2 separate regions of the Homo sapiens genome follow, and region 1 is linked to region 2. A link is a contact called in ENCODE Hi-C or POLR2A ChIA-PET data. All regions are on one chromosome and are shown on one strand. The core of a region is the stretch at or near the end of the contact, and the rest is flanking DNA. Distances in the headings are between cores, read along the strand shown. Region 1 holds the start of TOMM6 (translocase of outer mitochondrial membrane 6). Region 2 holds the start of CMTR1 (cap methyltransferase 1).

Region 1 (3,532 bases), core at 914-3,413, 4.4 Mb before region 2:
ACAGCACTGTTATTTCTCAGGACAAGAGCAAAAATCACCCCCTGCAGAAGCTTGGGAACTATGTACAGAACTTTACAGAATAGAGGCAATACTTTAGCTTAAGCCTGTCTGCTGACCAGAGAATGGAATTCTGCGTGGACTCAAGGAACAAAAGGAAACTAGGCAGGGAAGGGGAAGAAAAGTGCCCATCTGAATCAAACTTCAGCTGCCATCAGGGCACATCTTGTGGTGGTCACAGATTGTAGGCTGTTTTTTGGAAGATTCGGGTTCAGCACAGGATTCCATTTGTCTGCAATCAGATGATAAGACGACAGGTGGCATTAGAACTGTAAAAGTATGGGAGGGAAACTGGTAAGAGATACTTAAATCCCTTTCAACATCTGAAAACACATTTAACTAGGAATAGTTAAGGGTTTTACATCACATTCTTTTGTACATTTCATGAATACTTGACAGAAAACATTGCTTCACCCAGTCTCTAGGTCTCCTAAGACACGCATGGGTGTAGTTCAGTGCTTACCTACTTGGCTACACCCCTGGCTGAGGTGCCATGAGGTCAATGTCACTCAAGTTCCTGGCCAGCCAAACTCCCGCAGCAAAGAGTCCCAAATTTAGTATCAAGTTCCTGGAAAAACAATGTGTTTTATTAACCCTGTGGTCACTGAGTCAGTTGTACAGTTAACGAAATGTACTGGGGGGAAAGGCTTCCATCACCACCTTCCCGAGGCGTTGATACGTGGTTGTGACGGCAGGTTGCTCAAGACCCACGTGGGAATTTGGAGTTCATTTTTGTGCCTAGTAAGTGTAAGGTCAGGCTGGGCGCGGTGGTTCACGCCTGTAATCCCAGCACTTTGGAAGGCCAAGGCAGGCGGATCACGAAGTCAGGAGCTCGAGACCAGCCTGGCCAACATGGTGAAACCCCGTCTCTACTAAAAATACAAAAATTAGCTGGGCGTGGTGGTGCGCGCCTGTAATCCCAGCTACTGGGGAGGCTGAGGCAGGAAAATCGCTTGAACCCGGGAGGCGGAGGCTGCAGTGAGCTGAGGTCCGCCACTACACTCCAGCCTGGGCGACAGAGCGAGGCTGTCTCAAAAAGAAATAAATGTGGCCGGGCGCGGTGGCTCACGCCTGTAATCCCAGCACTTTGGGAGGCAGAGTCGGGTGGATCGAGAAGTCAGGAGTTTGAGACCAGCCTGCCCAAGATGGTGAAACCCCGTCTCTACTAAAAATACAAAAATTAGCTGGGCGTGGTGGCGCGCGCTTGTAATCCCAGCTACTGGGGAGGCTGAGGCAGGAGAATCGCTTGAACCCGGGAGGCAGAAGGGGCAGTGAGCCGAGATTGCGCCTCTGCACTCCAGCCTGGGCGACAGAGTGAGACTCCGTCTCAAAAAAAAAAAAAAAAAAAAAAAAAAAGGCCGGGCGTGGTGGCTCACGCCTGTAATCCCAGCACTTTGGGAGGCCGAGGCGGGCGGATCACGAGGTCAGGAGATCGAGACCATCCTGGATAACACGGTGAAACCCCGTCTCTACTAAAAATACAAAAAATTAGCAGGGCGTGGTGGCGGGCGGCCGTAGTCCCAGCTACTCGGGAGGCTGAGGCAGGAGAATGGCGTGAACCCGGGAGGCGGAGCTTGCAGTGAGCCGAGATCGCGCCACTGCACTCCAGCCTGGGCAACAGAGTGAGACTCCGTCTCAAAAAAAAAAAAAAAACAAAAAAGAAATGTAAGATCAAACGCAAAGCCCAGCTAAAGCACTAGTCCAGGGCCGAAAAAGCCTGTTTACGTGCTAGCACTTCTTCCCTTGATCAGGGTGACATTACAGATACAGCCACATGACAGAAAGATCGCTTTTGCCACACGGGAACTCTCCTGGCCAGGGATCTCAGTGAGGCACAGCCAGAGCTACGAAGACGCCACAATGCTGGTAATGTTAAAAAACAAAAACAAAAAACCCTGAGGCGCCAGCCTCGCAAGAAAGGGGAAATACGGATTTAAGGGCCAGAAAAGGACCAAGTTCCTCGGGCTCGGTTACCTCCGGAAGTCATTCCTATCAGTGGCAAAGCGGTAGACGCCCCGAAGCCAATCTCCCACGTTGTCCGGTATTTCGGGAGTTTCATTAGCCGAGCCAGCAGCGCTCACCGGGACAGTGCTGGAAGCCATAGTGGAAAGCTTCGCATGGGCCTCGGTGGAGGAACCGTATCGGCGTCGCCGGTGAATGACGCACCTCCGGTCTGGCACTTCCGGCTGCTACCGGCCGGCAGTGGGGGCGCTGTTCGCTTAGTCCGACATCCGGAAGAGGGACGGCCCTCTGCTGCGCCTCCACGAACTCTAGGAGGGGAGGAGCGCGGCCCGGTTCTACGGTCCCCTGCTCCCGGTCCCACCTCCGGCTCTCCAGCCGGTAACTGTCACGCGTGCTGTGATCATTTAATTGGCTTGGGAGGAGGATGGTGGGGACGGGGCTGTCCCAGCCTGTGGAGGTGGGGGTAGGGGCTATCTCAGCAGGGGAAGCGTAGCTTTGGGGAATGGGTTTTGCCAAGAAAGTCTCCGCCAAAAGTCTTAGAACGCGCAGTACTGAAGGGGGCGCACTCCAAACTTGTCACCTCGCCGCCTCTTGCGGGCGTGCGCCTGACTGCGTCTCAGTCTAGGATTGTTAGGGGGAGGCTAGCCTTGTTCTCCCGCTTTACAGACCCCTTTCCTCCCACTCACATCCCCTCTCTGAGCTGCGCCACTAGCACATGGTGCAGTGCGTCTTAGAGGCGTTGCTGTCCTCTGCTTGGAGGCTTCCGGGGGTCTTCCAGGACTGGGGAAGGCGCTCGCCTAAGAAAAATCCTTCAGGTTCCGAGTCAGAGGAGGAGGAGCAGGTGGAGAAAGGGGTGTCCTTGGGATCACGAATAGTCTCCAGGCGGCATTGCTCCTGCCCTTTGGGTGCCTCCGCTTTGTCCCCAGGTCGGTTCTCCTGCTGGGGACTGGATCCAGGCAGCCCCCTCTGAGTTTGCAGGCTGGAACCGCCGGCAGCAGCGAGGAGTGTTCGGGAGAGGGTTGCAGAGTTCACCGAGGTTTGGTCCCTTCCTTCAGTTCGGTCGAGTCCAGTCTCCCCTGTTCCGGGCCGGGTCGGAAACGCTGGTCTCAGAGCCGCGGAGCTGGACCTACACCGCAGCTAGTGGGGGTGAGGCCCAGCCTCCCGCCCCGCCCAGCCCCTGGGCCGTGCGCGCCGCCGCCGCCGCCGAGAGTCCTCGCCAGGGTCCCCCGCCTCCACCAGAGGGCGTCCGCCTCCCGCGCCTGGGAGGGAGTCTGGCGCCGCAACCCCGACCGCGGCGCGGGGTGGGTTCGGGCGGCCCTTGGAACGCTCCGGCCAGGGATGCGCGGTGAGAGCTGCGGGCCCCGAGGCTTGGGTCTGGGGGGTGCGGTGGGGGCGCTCCTGGAGGGACGGGACGGCGTGGGACCGGGGCGAGGGTCCCAGCCCGGGAGAACCCCCACAGCCCAGCCCAAGCTCCCTCCCGCTTTGCTCTGCATCCTCTCCCTTACCAAGGAAT
Region 2 (3,816 bases), core at 1,088-3,587:
CCAAAGTGTAAATCATCAATGGGATGAGATTTGGCAATTCTACACATCTTCCAGTGCCAGCACTTGAATAGCCTCTTCCTCAGAATGAGGTCTAGGAAGGATGCTAGACAAGTGTTGGTTTTCAATAATAGCTGTTTTACTGGAAAATGTGGTGCTCACAGACTGAGAGAGCCCTGGGCCACTGGTGTCAGATAACAGAAAGTCATGGATCAACTCCACAAGCCACTGGGGGATAAAGCCTTGGTACCTGTAGTTATTCTACACTTTTGATGCAATATTGGCCATGCATGACAATGTACACTGAAAATGAACTATAAAACCGAATAAATATTAACCAATATTCCCAAGGTGAAGGGACCATCCCAGAATGACTGTTTCATCAGCATTATTTTACCAAAACAATTAAGAAATTACATAATATCATAAAAATACTGGTTTTGGTTTACTTCATAATGTTTGAAAACATGAAAGAATTGGGAAAGTTTTTAAGCAGAGTAGGGAATGGAAGCAGTGAAATGACTTAAGACCGAGGAAACACAAGAGCGGGAAAGTTATTGGGACTGGAGGTAGCTATACCACAGAACTCAGTTACGAAAACAACAATTTTAAGGACAGAAATCCACCTCCACAAAAAAGAGTGGAAACCAGCTGGGCGCGGTGGCTCACGCCTGTAATCCCAGCACTTTGGGAGAAAGAGGTGGGCGGATCACCTGAGGTCAGGAGTTCAAGACCAGCCTGGCCAACATGGTGAAACCCCATCTCTAGTAAAAAAAACACAAAAATTAGCCGGGTGGTGGCACATGCCTGTAGTCCCAGCTACTCAGGAGAACCGCTTGAATTGCTGAGGCGGAGGTTGCAGTGAGCCGAGATCACACCACTGCACTCCACCCTGGGCGACAGAGCAAGACTCCGTCTCAAAAAAACAAAAAAGAAAGAAACAGGCACCATGCCACCATCAATCATCCATCCCCATGGTTAGGTACATGAGAGATAAGCACGAGAAAAAAATAAGATGGAATGAAGTGATTATGAAACCCTGAAATCTTAACGAATTATCAAGTTAAAGAGCAAGCAAGAGAAGTAGTGAATACAGTGTGGCTTACACACAACTGATTGGCTGTAGAGAACTCAGAAAAGAGGACTCAATACAGGGTGGGCGACAAGCTGGGAAACAATCCTTAGGGAAGGCGAGGTACAGCAAGAAAGTATTGAAACCCAAAAGTGTCACTGATGCTCCCAACCTCGTAAAACCCTGGATCACATGTTTCAGTTCTCTCCAACTCAAGGAAGAGCCAATCAACCCAATGCACAACCGCCACCTTCCTGAGAAAGCAGCCTCTTACTAGATACAGGCAGGGGCTGTCCCAGGGAAGAACCGGAGACACTGAGCAAACAGAAAGCAAGACCAAGCTAAGCCACATTTCACTTTAAGCCGTAGTCTTAAATACCCCCAAAAGGCCCCCAGGGTGAGATAAAGGAAGGCTCATCACAGAGCTTGCTTCTAGCCATTGCAAGCGCTAAAAGCTTTTAATTCTTAAGTGACTCGGGGGGAGACTGGAAGTACAGCAAACTCAAAGCGGACTGTTGAACAGCTGTGTGAAAGGCAGGAGAGGCGGATGCTCCTCCCCAAACCACATCACCTTAGATTTGGGCCTTCCAAATCATCTCATCCAACCCTATCATCTTCCACGGGAAAAGACTGCGGCCACAGAGGTGAAGGCCACACAGCTAACCAGTGCCCTGCTCAAGTGACCCACACATGCCAGCAGAATGCTCTGGCAGGGAACTTCTAAGCGGAAGGCAAGCGGCCTGGTTCTACCTGCTGCTTCCGCACAGAAGGGGTTCAAATCCCCTCTGCAGTCTTCTCTCCCTGGGCCTCGGTTTGGCACTGCCACCCCTAATCACAGAGAGAAGAGATAAGCTCCCATGTCTCCCGGCCAGTCCCTTCATTTGAAGATAACATGAGCGTGTGAATGTGTGCGCAGAGACGTGTGTCAGCGGCAGCTCGGGCTCCAGGGAGCCGGCGTTGGGGGTGGGAGGAGGAGGGAAGACATAAGGGGCCAGAAGGCGAGGAGACCCATAACCGCGGGCGGGGGGCCCAGGCGGCGGTGGAGGGGAGAAGGATGCTGAGCCCGCGCGCCCGCCCGCTTGCTCCCCCCGGGCCGCGCGTCGGCACTCACGCTGAGGGGAGAGAGCGAGCTGCCGGGGAGCGGAGGGGGGGTCAGGCCGACACTGTCGCCGCCGCTGCCAGAGCCGCCGCCTCCTCCCTCAGTTTCGTTTCCCCACAAGCCAGCCCGGGTCCGCCAGCCGCACCGTCGCGCTCGGGTCCAGTACTGCGGGCAGCGCAGCCTGATGACGTCACGGACAGCGCCGCGCCTCGGTCCTCCCCCGGCCGGGTCCCGGCCCCGGGAAAGGCAGCTGAGGTTTGGCCCGCTCCACCTCTCAACCTGGGAGGTCCAGGGGCGCCTGCGCGGAAAAGCCGCCCGGAAAAGGCTGCAAAAGCAAAAGTAACTATCTCCTCCTTTGGCTCTGAGGAAGAGAAACCAATACAAAAATTGTAAGTGCTAGGTGCCCTCACACGACCTCATCTTACTTAATCTTATCATTATCTTCATTTTACAGACTAAGAACAAGTTCAGAGAGGTAGATGGTAAACTGGTTGAGCGAACGCAGTGTTCTTGTTCCCTGCTGTATCCCCAACATCCAGCCTATGGGACATCTCAACAGATTTTGAACGAAGGACGGGAGGACAGAAGGAATGCCGCCTGTAGCATCTTACCATATGGGCACAGTTGGCTCTCCATCTCAAACCTCTCTTCTGATTTTCAGGCCAATATGGCCAAACGTCTGTTGGACATCCTCACTCAGTCACCTCAAACCCCATGAATTCAAATTTCACCTTATGTTCTTCCATCAGCTCACTTTTTTCCTGGTGAAGGGCGCTGCCATCCATCCTGTTGGTCCAGCTAGAAATCTGAGGAATCTCCCTCTTCTTCATACCCCAAAGTTTCTCATACACTTAATTGCGCTTACCTCCTAATTGTCTTTCAAATCCATCCATTCACCCCCATCCCCATTGCCACAATTCATGCACTTACCCCCTCTCGGCAGAATTTCTCCAGTAACTCCAAACTCCCGTGACTGTCTCCAGTTGTGATCCCTCTAATGCGTTCTTCACAAAACCAAAGTGATTTTTATAATTTTCAACACCTGTGAAAAGAAGGGAATTTAAAATTGATTAATTAAACCTGATCCTGTCACAACCCAACAATGATTAAAATCCATCAATGATGTCCCATTGCTCTTAGAATAAAGCTAATGTCCTTAAAATGGCCTCTGAGACCCTCCAGCATGACCCCTTCTTCAGGTATGCCTTGTACTGCTATCCCTTAGTTCTCCCCATGCTGACTCTTCTCAGTTTATCAAATATGCCGTGTCTCCGCCGGGCGCGGTGGCTCACACCTGTAATCCCAGCACGTGGGGAGGCTGAGGCGGATGGATCACCTGAGGTCAGGAGTTCGAGACCAGCCTGGCCAACATGGTGAAATCCCGTCTCTACTGAAGATACAAAAAAAGTAGCTGGGTGTGGTGGTGCGCACCTATAGTCCCAGCTACTCAGTAGGGTAAGTCAGGAAAATCGCTTGAACCTGGGAAGCAGAGGTTGCAGTGAGCAGAGATTGCACCACTGCACTCCAGCCTGGGCGACAGAGCCAGACTCCATCTCAAAAACAGAACACAACAAAACAAAACATGCCATGTCTCTTAAGAGTTCAGCCCCCTGCCTGGATCATGCTTCTCCTCTTTGCTGGGCTAATG

The links. A loop is a pair of places that touch in the nucleus more often than their neighbours do. ChIA-PET counts read pairs that join two places held with the same protein, here RNA polymerase II (POLR2A). Pooled maps may share reads with other maps.
Region 1: a loop to region 2 is called in a pooled map, with 14 times the contacts of the local background. The contact joins the promoter of TOMM6 here to the promoter of CMTR1 in region 2. A Hi-C loop is called at or near these places in 1 of 37 single-sample maps with no recorded cell type and 6 of 50 pooled maps. POLR2A ChIA-PET finds 5 or more read pairs at or near these places in 1 of 52 experiments (CD8-positive, alpha-beta memory T cell).

Annotation. Positions count from the first base shown.
Region 1 is chr6:41,786,325-41,789,856 of GRCh38, reverse strand. TOMM6 (translocase of outer mitochondrial membrane 6) reads right to left here and starts at 2,163. Exons shown (of 3, transcript NM_001382294.1): 1 at 2,032-2,163; 2 at 521-625; 3 at 1-289. The coding sequence starts at 2,159. The coding sequence ends at 529. PRICKLE4 (prickle planar cell polarity protein 4) reads right to left here. Exons shown (of 8, transcript NM_013397.6): 7 at 3,525-3,532; 8 at 2,405-3,095. The coding sequence ends at 2,728. RefSeq lists enhancers at 1,716-2,405, 1,476-2,475 and a silencer at 3,096-3,532.
Region 2 is chr6:37,431,742-37,435,557 of GRCh38, reverse strand. CMTR1 (cap methyltransferase 1) reads right to left here and starts at 2,337. Exons shown (of 24, transcript NM_015050.3): 1 at 2,181-2,337. It overlaps LOC107986531 (a long non-coding RNA gene), which reads left to right and starts at 2,335. Exons shown (of 2, transcript NR_171666.1): 1 at 2,335-2,507; 2 at 2,623-3,330. RefSeq lists a silencer at 1,992-2,181 and enhancers at 2,182-2,461, 2,154-2,655.